2 separate regions of the Homo sapiens genome follow, and region 1 is linked to region 2. The links are chromatin contacts, found by Hi-C in ENCODE. All regions are on one chromosome and are shown on one strand. Each heading gives the region's core, a stretch centred on a gene start or an enhancer-like site at or near the end of the contact. The rest is flanking DNA. Distances are from core to core; before and after follow the strand shown. Region 1 overlaps DENND5B-AS1 (DENND5B antisense RNA 1). Region 2 has its middle 18 kb from the start of DNM1L.

Region 1 (6,078 bases), core at 3,008-5,507, 1.1 Mb before region 2:
GAGAGACACTTGCATATAAGGCAGAAGCTAAATTCTAAGGACCTACGTACAATGACAAAGTCTAAATACAAAAGACGGTGACAGGACTTGGTAGAAGGTCCAAGCAGAACCCATTTGTAGCAGAAAATGGGGCAGGGATAGGCCTGAAAATCCACATCAAGTGTCCTCATCTATGGGAAGGAAAAGCTCTAAATAGACCAGAAACTGAAACAGGGTAGTGGTGTTGTTGTTGTTGTTGTTGTTGTTTTGTTGTTGTTGTTGTTTTAAAAGCAGAGACAAAGTCTCGCTATATTGCCCAGGCTGGTCTCAAACTCATGGGCTCAAGCAATCCTACCACCTCAGCCTCCCAAAGTGCTGGGATTACAGGCATGAGCCACTATACCCAGCAGGATTTGGGTTTTAAAAGGTCAATCAACAACTTCATCTTTCTTCCCTAAGATTGGAACCAATTGAGAAATAAGATATAGGATGCCAACAGATGGAGAACAGTTTCTATTATTAAATGTAGCCTCTGTTAATGCTAAAGCCGGCTGGGCACGGTGGCTCACACCTGTAATCCCAGCACTTTGGGAGGCTGAGGTGGGCAGATCACCTGAAGTCAGGAGTTCAAGACCAGACTGGCCAACATGGCAAAACCCCATCTCTACTGAAAATACAAAAATTAGCCAGGTGCAATGGCGCACACCTGTAATCCCAGCTACTCGGGAGGCTGAGGCAGAAGAATCACTTGAACCTGGGAAGCGGAGGTTGTGGTGAGTGCAGATAGCACCACTGCACTCCAGCCTGGGTGACAGAGTGGACTCTGTCTTTAAAAAAAAAAAAAAAAAAAAAAAAAAAGGTAAAGCTGATCTGAAGAAAGAGCAGGTCTGTGGCAGAGATTTGCTACATTACTTTCCATCCCTTCAATCTTTTCTTCCCGCTGACCAAACCCTGGCTCAGGCCACCGAAGGGGATATTTGAATCTGTAGAGCATCTACATTTAGTTCAGTATTGCTGTCCCATGTAAGCCCCAGGTGGGAAGGAAATAGAAGACTCTCCAATGCTTGCTAACTTTAATTAGATTAGCGCCATCCAATGGAGAAATGAAGACCATGAACTACTTTGCAAACCTAGCAGGCAGGGGAGGGGTGAAGTGGGGGCCAACAGTGTTACTGTAGTAGAAGTTCCTCTACATGGAAACGTGAGGCAAGAGGAAAGGAAGTTCCTCCCTAATAGGTGGCTGTTTAATCAGAATCCATCCCCTCCTCCTTCGTTGTGTAGTGTTCATGTCCTTCACATGGTATTGGGTTTACACCTAGCTCTAGGATGTCTTTGTGAACCTATATTCCTTTTAAGAGTTACTGACTCAGGGATGAACAGTTATCCTAAGCTGGCCTAATTAGGATGAGGTTCAGAACTTTTGTTTGATAGTTGGAGAAAGGAACATCCTCTTCTTACCTTGGGTGTAAATATGATATATACCGTCCCAAAATTACCAGTAGCCTTACAAGGAAAGCCAGGCCAAGGATGAAGCCAATATACAGAATGGAGCAGAGCCAAGAATATCACTGAAAAGTAGACTATATTATAAACTCTGGCTCAAATCATACAGGAAGCCTACTCAATATCTGGAATTTGTCAGTTAATGTGAGCCAATGAATTCCTTTTATTGTTTCAGCCAGTTTGAGTTATTTTCTTTAACTTTCAACTGAATGTTTACTCTCAAAATAAGGGGAATAGTCTCTAAGATCCCGTCCAGTTAAAAAAAAAAAAAAACCTTATGAATCTAAAAGGAGGCCAGGCGCGGTGGCTCACACCTGCAATCCTAGCACTTTGGAAGGCCGAGGTGGGCAGATCACGAGGTCAGGAGATCGAGACCATCCTGGCTAACACGGTGAAACCCCGTCTCTACTAAAAATGCAAAAAATTAGCCGGGCGTAGTGGCGCATGCCTGTAGTCCCAGCTACTCGGGAGGCTGAGGCAGGAGAATGGCATGAACCTGGGAGGCGGAGCTTCCAGTGAGCTGAGATCGCGCCACTGCACTCCAGCCTGGGCGACTAAGCGAGACTCCGCCTCCAAAAAAAAAAAAAAAAAAACTGAAAGGAAAGAAATATAATTCCATATTCTAGAAAAAGCCCCAGAACTAGCTCTTCTTTCTTCTTTTCTTTTTTTTGGGGGGACGGAGGCTCGGTCTGTTGTCCAGGCTGGAGTGCAGTGGCGCGATCTCGGCTCACTGCAAGTTCTGCCTCCCGAGTTCACGCCATTCTCCTGCCTCAGCCTTCTGAGTTGCTGGGACTACAGGCGCCCGCCACCAGGCGCGGCTAATTTTTTTTTTTTTTTTTTTTTTTTTTTGTATTTTCAGTACAGACGGGGTTTCACCGTATTAGCCAGGATGGTCTCAATCTTCTAACCTCGTGATCTGCCCACCTCGGCCTCGCAAAGCGCTGGGATTACAGGCGTGAGCCTCCGCGACCGGCCAGAACTAGCTCTTCTTAAGGATGTGACAGTGATCTGCACTAGAGCTTCAGGCAGCTAAGGTAGGCTTTCCTGGAAATCAGCCCATAAGATGAGAAAGAAATCTTTTTTTTTTTTTTTTGAGAAGGAGAGTCTCGCTGTGTCACCCAGGCTGGAGTGCAGTGGCGCAATCTCGGCTCACTGCAACCTCTGCCTCCCGGGTTCAAGCGATTCTCCTGCCTCAGCCTCCTGAGCAGCTGGGATTACAGGCGTGTGCCACCACGCCCAGCTAATTTTCGTGTTTTTAATAGAGACGAGGTTTCACCATCTTGGCCAGGCTGGTCTTGAACTCCTGACTTTGTGATCTAACCACCTCGGCCTCCCAAAGTGCTGGGATTACAGGCATGAGCCACTGCGCCTGGCCCAAGATGAGGAAGAAATTTTAGCAGCCTTCTGCAGAAGGTATTTTCCTGGGTTGGCTGGGTTCCTTCCATCAAACCAAAATCAAGAGTATATGAGTAGAAATTAAAATGCAGATTTTCTATCAAAAGTTAGAATACTCATACCCTCTGATTCATCAATTCTGCATCTCAGACTTTCTCCTACAGAAATATGCAAGTAAAGAATATGTGTACAACGTCCCCTGAAACATTGCTCATTATATTTAAAAGTGGAAACAATCTTATTCCTACCAATAGGAAATAGGAAGCAGTTAGCTGGGTGTGGTGGCTCACATCTGTAATCCCAGCACTCTGGGAGGCAGGAGGTTCCTTTGAGCCTAGGAGTTCAAGACCAGTCTGGGCAACATGATGGAACTCTGCCTATATTAAAAATAAAAAGTAAAAAATATAAAAAAAAATTTTAAATAAAAATAAAAAAGACAAAAAATGAAGTGGTTAAATAGATTCTGGTATATCTGATACAATGCATGCTAAGAATGAGGTTACACTGATGGAAAAAATATCTAATATATGGCTGAATATAAAAGGCAAGAAAAGACAGCTGGGTGTGGTGGCTCACACCCATAATCCCAACACTTTGGGAGGCTGAGGTGGGCGGATCACTTGAGGTCAGGAGTTCAAGACCAGCCTGGCCAATATGGTGAAACCTCGTCTCTATTAAAATTACAAAAAATTAGCCAGGCTTGGTGGTGCGCACTTATAGTCCCAGCTACTTGGGAGGCTGAGTCAGAAGAATCACTTGAATCTGGGAGATGGAGGGTTGCAGTGAGCTGAGATCGTGACACTGCACTCCAGCCTGGGCAACAGAATGAGACTCCATCTCAAAAAAAAAAAAAGCAAGAAAAGAAAAATATATAGTTCCTATTTTTGTGTTAAAAATAAACTGTATACATGTTTGTGCATGAAAACATCTGAACAGCTTCCATTTGTTATTTTTCATATTTCTATATTGTTAAAAATTGACAACAGGCATCTATTGCTTTTTGTAATTCAAAGCCTTTCTTTCTTAAGTCCGTGTGTGTTTCTGTGAGAAAAGATGATCAGCATTGTGAATCATGGCTATTCTTATATAAATCACTCAAATTTGTAACTATTATAATGACTTATTAGTGAGACTAATTTGAATAACTATACATATATGCATATGTATACATGGATGCATGAACATTCATTAATTACTCAACAATTCTTATAATGCCTACTATATGCCAGGTAATGTTCCAGGGATATATCAATGAATAAAATCCTAGAGATATATAATGCTGTACATATATACATTCAAAATAGTCTGAAGAGTATAAATAACTATGAAATTGAAAGGATTAGCCAGGTGTGATGGCATGTGCCTATAACCCCAGCTACCAGGGAGACTGAGGTGGGAGGATTGCTTCAGCCCAGAGTTGCAGGTGGAAGTGAGCTATGATCGCACCACTGCACTCCAGCCTGAGTGACAGAACAGAGACTTTGTTTCTTAAAAAAAAAAGTAAAAAAAGAGAAATGAAACAAAGTTTGCATAATTTTCAATCATCAAAAAAACCAATTTGGCTACTCAGTGATTAACTTGATTTTATGTTACAAATTTGTAATCTTTCTCAATTCCATCTAAAAACCTTAAGGTTGAAAACACTCCAGTAGCCAACGGAATAACACTATCAGTCTTGATCTGAGTATATTTTGGATCCAGCATCTTTAAACTCTGGCCACATGCCAGACTTTGAACCTGAGTTCTCTGTTACAGACTTCACATGTGATTTCTCTCTCTCGCTCTCTTTTTCTTTTTTCTTTTCTTTTTTTTTTTTTTTTTGAGATGGAGTCTCACTCTGTCACCCAGGCTGGAGTGTAGTGGTGCGATCTCAGCTCACTGCAACCTCCACTTCCCGAGCTCAAGTGATTCTCCTGCCTCAACCTCCCATGTAGCTAGGATTATGGGTGCCTGCCACCATGCCCCCTGCTACATACAATTTCTCTTGTTCTTTTTTTTTTTTTTTTTTTTTGAGATTAGGTCTCACTCCGTCATCTAGGCTAGAGTACAGGCACAATCATGGCTCACTGAAGCCTCCACCTCCCAGGTTCAAGTGATCCTCCCACTCAGCCTCCCAAGTAGCTGGATCACAGGCATATACCAGCACACTTGGCTAATGTTTCTTTGTTTGTTTGTTTGTTTGTTTGTTTGTAGAGACTGAGTTTTGCTGTGTTGCTCATGCTGGTCTTGAACTCCCAGACTTAAATGATCTGCCCACCTCAGCCTTGTGAAGTGTTGGGATTATAGGCATGAGCTATGGAGCCTGGCCTTCACATGCAATTTCTAACACCTCTTTTAAATCACAGAAATCTCACTCATCTATTCTTTCCCACTTTGAATTCAGAGGCACTTGTAACTGGTCCCACACCTTTTAGTATTGCAATATTATTCTAAGTGTATTAATTGTTTTAGTCTGTTTGGCCTGCTGTGACAAAATGCCATAAACTGAGTGGCTTATAAACAACAGAAATTTATTTACTGCAGTCTGGAGGCTGGGTAGTCCAAGGTACCAGCAAATTCATTGTCTGGTGAAGGCTAGTTTCCTGGATGATAGATGGCACCTTCTCACTGTGTCCTCAGGTGGTAAAAAGAAAAGAACTAGTTCTCCTGGGGTCTCTTTTATAAAGGCACTAATCCCACTGATAAGGTACCCGCCTTCATGACCTAATCATCTCCCAAAGGCTCTACCTCCCAACGCCTCACATTGGGGGTTAGGATTTCAACATGTGAATTTGGGGAAGACACAAACATTCAGACAATAACATTAATGTTTTCTTCCCTACTTGTGCAGCTAAGAGCTTCCGGAGGTAGGGAGCTGTTTTCTCTCACCTCACATCCACACATCACACAGTTTATACTTTCAGAAGATTGATTGATTAAATGCATCCCTCAGCCTCCCCAACAAAGGCCGTATATCTACTCTAAAAATAGAACACAAATCCTCTGTCCTTTTTAGTCATAATCAATGTGACTGTTCATAAGGCAATTATTTTAAGTTTAGCAATTTAGCCATAATCCCATTATTGAATTAGGCTTGAAATCTTAGAAACTTCAGGATGTTTATTTGCCATGGCTCCCTTCTAAGCAAACATCATCCTCCAAGTCTATATCCCCTCCACAGGCATCATTTCTAAGGAGCAATGTTAGCTTACATAATAGTTT
Region 2 (5,738 bases), core at 567-3,066:
AGTGGCGCGATCTCGGCCCACTGTAAGCTCCGCCTCCCGGGTTCAAGCGATTCTCCTGCCTCAGCCTCCCTAGTAGCTGGGACTACAGGCGCCCTCCACCACGCCTCGCTAATTTTTGTATTTTTAGTAGAGACGGGGTTTCACCGTTTTAGCCAGGACGGTCTCGATCTGATCTCGTGATCTGCCCGCCTCGGCCTCCCAAAGTGCTGGGATTACAGGCGTGAGCCACCGCGCCCGGCTAGGTGTCTCTTTATAAAATAGAGATCTGGCCGGGCGCGGTGGCTCACGCCTGTAATCTCAGCACTTTGGGAGGCCTAAGGCAGGTCAGGAGGTCAGGAGTTCAAGACCAGCCTGGCCAAGATGGTGAAACCCCGTCTCTACTAAAAATACAAAAAATTAGCCGGGCATGGTGGCGGGCGCCTGTAATCCCAGCTACTCGGGAGGCTGAGGCAGAGAACTGCTTAAACCTGAAGGGGCGGAGGTGGCAGTGAGCCGAGATCGCGCCATTGTACTCCCGACTGGACGACAAAGCAAGACTCCGTCTCAAAAAAATAAAATAAAATAGAGATCCGGGCCGGGCGCCATAGCTCACGCCTGTAATCCCAGCAGTTTGGGACGCCAAGGCGGGTGCATCACCTGAGGTCAGGAGTTCAAGACCAGCCTGGCCAACAAGGTGAAACCCTGTCTCTACTAAAAATATAAAAATTAGCCAGGCATGGTGGTGGGCACCTGTAATCCCAGCTACTCCAGAGGCTGAGGCACAAGAATCACTTGAACCCGGGAGGCAGAGGCTGCAGTGAACGGAGATTGTGCCACTGCCCTGCCTGGGCAACAAAGAGAGACTCCGTCTCAAAAAATAATAATAATAAAATAAAATAGAGATCCACTGTTTGTAGTCTGAGGTCCTATTAGTTTTATTTAAATTGTACCCTAAGCACTTCCCCTCCTTCCAAAACAGTTTTCACAGTAACAGCCAAAACCTGAGGGTTTAGTATCTGCTAGCCACTATTCTAGGAACTTTATAGAAATAATTTCATTCATATTCCATCACAGTTTTTCAGTGTAAGCATTGTAAATAATGCATCAAGAAACATCTTTGACTTGTTACTGAGAGTTCCATCTGTGATAAAGGGCAGATGTCATAGAAAACCCCTTTGGCAGGTGATTCAACTCGAAGGAGAGGGTGGGAGGAAGCAACATCTGAGAATCATGTGAGCTGTGTTTCGGAAATACACACATCTGTCCCACATCCTGCTGCCCTGTGGATTTGATATGCCTGAGGCTGCATGCTGGCAGGTGGGCTTGGGTGTATAATTTTCTCCCAAGTGATTCTCACTCATTCCATTTTTTTGCCTGTCCCTCATCCCCATTTTTAAAAATTATTTATTTATTTATTTATTTATTTATTTATTTATTTATTATTGAGATGAGTCTTGCTGTGTCACCAAGGCTGAGTGGCATGATCTCGGCTCACTGCAACCTCTGCCTCCCGGATTCAAGCAATTCTCCTGCCTCAGCCTCCCGAGTAGCTGCAACTACAGGGCTGTGCCACCATGCCCTGCTAATTTTTGTATTTTTAGTAGAGACAGGGTTTCGCCATGTTAGCTGGGCTGGTCTCGAACTACTGACCTCAGGTGATCCACCCACCTTGGCCTCCCAAAGTGCTGGGATTACAGGTGTGAGCCACCACACCCGGCCCCTGGTCCCCATTTTTATGAACCATTGTGATAAAGTTGAGGAAAGGCCATTAGTCTTAAGGGTTGCACTCAGGCGCAGTACCACAGCCCTGTGCAGCCAAGACTTCAGTGCTCTGCCTGCTCCCTGTGACAGCACACCCTCCTGCTGTCCACCCAGCTCCACAGGCTTCACTGAGAGGCTCTCAGGTAAGCCTCAGCCTGTTGTGGGCTGTCTAGACTGAAAGCAAAGATAGCTATCTGGCTGGAAAAGAGAAAGGAATTAAGAGATCCATAAAAAGGCTTTCTAAAACAGCCAAATGTTTATAAAGGAGAAAGGAAATTGGGAGCTGGCCAGGTCGTATTCCCGTTCTTTGCCTTCTCACACGACAGAGCAGTGTGGTTCCCAACCTGGTTTCCTACCTCCCCTTTCTTCCCCACCTGGGGACATGTGGCAAAGTCTGGAGACATTTTTGTTTGTCACAAACGGAGTGGTGATGGGGAGGTAGTGTTACTAGCATCTTGTGGGTAGAGGCCAGGGAAGCTGCTAAACATCCCAGGAGGCACAGTACAGCCCCCCAAACAATGATCTGGCCCAAAATGTCAATGGTGCCGAGGTTGGGAAGCCCCGCTCCAGAGCCTCCACTTCTCTGGCTACCCATTCCCCCACTCCCGCCACTCCTCAGACAGGGATGGAGGACAGCCAAGATTGTCAGCTGTGACTTTCTCTGCAACCCTGTCTTCTTTTCTCCTGTCCCCCTGTCCAGTGCTCTGCTTCCCTCAGGTCCAAGTGGAACGATGATGGCATCTGACCAGAAAGTTTCCTGGGCCCTGAGTAACTGCCTTAGATTCTTAGTATGTAGTGGGTGAATCTTTAGTAATAAGGTCCCTGGAGCAAAGTGATGCCTTATCTCTAGTATGAAATCTGGGAACTCACGGAGAGATAAAAATAGCCTCAATACCAGTGGACTGGGAACATGGTGCGTGATCTGCTGTTTGAAAATCCCTGTCCTTAAGTGGCCTTGCACCATGATTGCTAAACTTTTCCAGAGCCATCTCTATTTCTCTAGTGTAATTTAACATCTTTTTTGGCGGGGGCGGGGGTGAGTCAAGTTCATTCTTTTTTTTTTTTTTGAGACGGAGTCTCACTCTGTCACCCAGGCTGGAGTGCAGTGGCGCGATCTCGGCTCACTGCAACATCCGTCTCCCAGGTTCAAGCAATTCTCCAGCCTCAGCCTCCTGAGTAGCTGGGAATATAGGCACCCGCCACCGTGCCCGGCTAATTTTTGTATTTTTAGTAGAGACCGGGTTTTGCCACGCTGGCCAGGCTGGTCTCAAACTCCTGACCTCAGGTGATCCGCCCGCCTCGGCCTCCCAAAGTGCTGGGATTACAGGCATGAGCCACCGCGCCCAGTCAAGTTTATTATTCTTAACTTGACCCTATCTTTCCCACTTTTGACTCCAACACTGCTCAGAGCTGCCACACCTACCCCCATAACAGTTGTGCCACTGGGAAGTGAAGAGGGTGTATCACAAAGTCAGAAACTTTGGGAAAAACTAAGATTAGGTTGTACATCCTTCAAACAAGAAGACAAACTACAAGAAGGGCTCAATCACTGCACGCAGTGAGTGTGAGGAGGGCAATGTTCCCTTGATAGTGGCCAAATGTGTGAGTTCCTGGCTTCCTGGGCTCTGTCATGGCTCAAGGTTGGTAAGAAGGCCAGTGATGTTATGAGCAGGCTTCAATTTCTACAGGGTTGTGGGGCGTCATCCACCATATGAAGGGGCTGCAGCAGGTCAGAGATGTGCAATGCCCATCCAGATTGAGGTGCTGACGCCCTTGCCAGAGCTTGGGTTCAGACAGCTTTGGCCTCATCTTCCAGCTCATCTAGGAAATGCTCCTGGGACACCACGTAGAAGGTGTAACTATAAATAGCTAACACCAGGGCCTGATGCCTGGGCCGCTGTAGGAGTGACCTCGGCCACTGGGCAAGCTGCACCTGCCACATGAATTGCAATTGTGCAGAGTCAGTTTGCCCTGAGTCAGGTCAACGCACTGAGCAAATGGAGCCTTTCCTCTGTTAGCATCAGGAGGGACCAGCTCCTGATGCCATCGTCCTGCTCCTCCTCCCTTCGCTGTCTAACAACTCCTTAAGGTATTTCCTCAGCTTTGCCATTCCCTTGGGCCATGATTAAGAGCCTCCAGGCCAGGCGCGGTGGCTCACGCCTGTAATCCCAGCACTTTGGGAGGCTGAGGCAGGCGGATCATGAAGTCAGGAGTTTGAGACCAGCCTGACCAACATGGTGAAACCCCGTCTCTACTAAAAATACAAAACTTAGCCGGGCGTGGTGGCACATGCCTGTAATCCCAGGTACTCAGGAGGCTGAGGCAGGAGAATCACTTGAACCTGGGAGGCGGAGGTTGCAGTGAGCCAAGATGGCACCATGCACTCTAGCCTGGGTGACAGAGCGAGATTCCGTCTCAAGAAAAAAAAAAAAAAAAAAAAAAGAGCCTCCAGTAACCACTCCCCATCCCCACAACATGTTATTATGATTAGTGTTCTTATTGAACTTGTAAATACAACAGGGAAATATAACTGATGTTAGTTACTATTTGATAACTAAAGAAACTAAGAAAATGTGTGCCTTAAAGAAAGTAGTCCCCTGTGGGGTGTTTTGGTTTTGTTTTGTGTAAATGATTGAGTGATTAACATTCAAATCTGAATATATTTTATCACTATTTCATTACATCTCATATTCCTTGTGAGCTGTTGGGTAAGGCTGACCCTGTAGAAGGGACTTTAAAAGATTTAACAGTGAAAAAAGGACACAAGTGTTCTGACTTCAAAACCTCTCTTCAATACTCCTATACTGGAGTTTAAACACACCTCATCTGTGCAGTGGCGAGCTGGGAAGGAAAGAGGGAAGTAGCTGATGCATGCTCCATTCAAAGACCCAAACAAGGTGCTAAGTGCTTCTATCTACCATGTTTTGGGAACTATGCTAAGCATCTGTTTACTCCTTGCAATCCAGTAAGGTAGGATGAGGAAATTTAGGCTCAGAAACTTAGAATTCCTCAGGGACATATTAAGTAAGGGGTGGCAGAGGCAGATTTTAAGCCCAGACGTACCTTAGCTTCAAGGCCCACACTGGATAGTAACAGCTACTATTATTGGGCACATTTCATTATGTTGGCACTCTGTCAAGCCTTTTATTTATTTATTTGTATTTTATTTTATTTTTTTTTGAGATGGAGTCCCGCTCTGTCACCAGGCTGGAGTGCAGTGGTGCTATCTCAGCTCACTGCAACCTCCACCTCCTGGGTTCGAGTGATTCTCTTGCCTCGGCCTCCCAAGTAGCTGGAACTACAGGCATGCATCACCACGCCCAGCTAATTTTTGTGTTTTTGGTAGAGATGGGGTTTCACCATGTTGGCCAGGATGGTCTCGATCTCTTGACCTCGTGATCTGCCCACCTCGGCCTGGGATTACAGGCGTGAGTCACCGCGCCTGGCCATACCTAAGTTAATGGTAGTTACCTCTAGGGAAAAGGGTTTGATGAGGTGTCAGAAGAGTTTAGGTGACTTTTATAGTATATATATATATATATATATATATATATATATATATATATATTTTTTTTTTTTAAACAGGATTTCGCTCTGTTGCCCAAGCTCGAGTGCAGTGGCGTAATCACAGCTCTCTGCAGCCTCAACCTCCTGGGCTCAGGTGATTCTCCCACCTCAGCCTCTTGAGTAGCTGGGATTATAGGCATGTACCACCATGCCCAGTTAATTTTTAAATTATTTATAGAGATGGGGTACCATTATGTTTCCCAGACTGGTCTTTAACTCCTGGGCTCAAGCAATCCTCCCACGTCCACCTCCCAAAGTGCTGAGATTACAGGTTGTAAACCACTGTGCCCAGCCAGATGACTTTTATCTCCCCTTCATTTTATAATTTACCTTTATACGATTCATTTTGTTTGCTTGTTTGTTTTTGAGGCAGAGTCTCTGTCGCCCAGGCTGGAGTGCAGTGGCGTGATCTCGACTCACTGCAACCTCTG

What was found. A loop is a pair of places that touch in the nucleus more often than their neighbours do. Pooled maps may share reads with other maps.
Region 1: a pooled map shows a loop between it and region 2 (2.9-fold over the local background). The contact joins two enhancer-like sites. A Hi-C loop is called at or near these places in 1 of 50 pooled maps.

What each region holds. Positions count from the first base shown.
Region 1 is chr12:31,599,339-31,605,416 of GRCh38, forward strand. DENND5B-AS1 (DENND5B antisense RNA 1) reads left to right here. Exons shown (of 3, transcript NR_046909.1): 2 at 2,342-2,516. Among named protein-coding and RNA genes, the nearest start is that of DENND5B, 11 kb to the left of the region's middle. Within about 2 kb of position 4,258, at least 3 of the 41 ENCODE cell types and tissues checked have a DNase peak (open chromatin) inside an H3K27ac peak, as active enhancers do.
Region 2 is chr12:32,658,248-32,663,985 of GRCh38, forward strand. No RefSeq gene overlaps it. Among named protein-coding and RNA genes, the nearest start is that of DNM1L, 18 kb to the right of the region's middle. Within about 2 kb of position 1,817, at least 3 of the 41 ENCODE cell types and tissues checked have a DNase peak (open chromatin) inside an H3K27ac peak, as active enhancers do.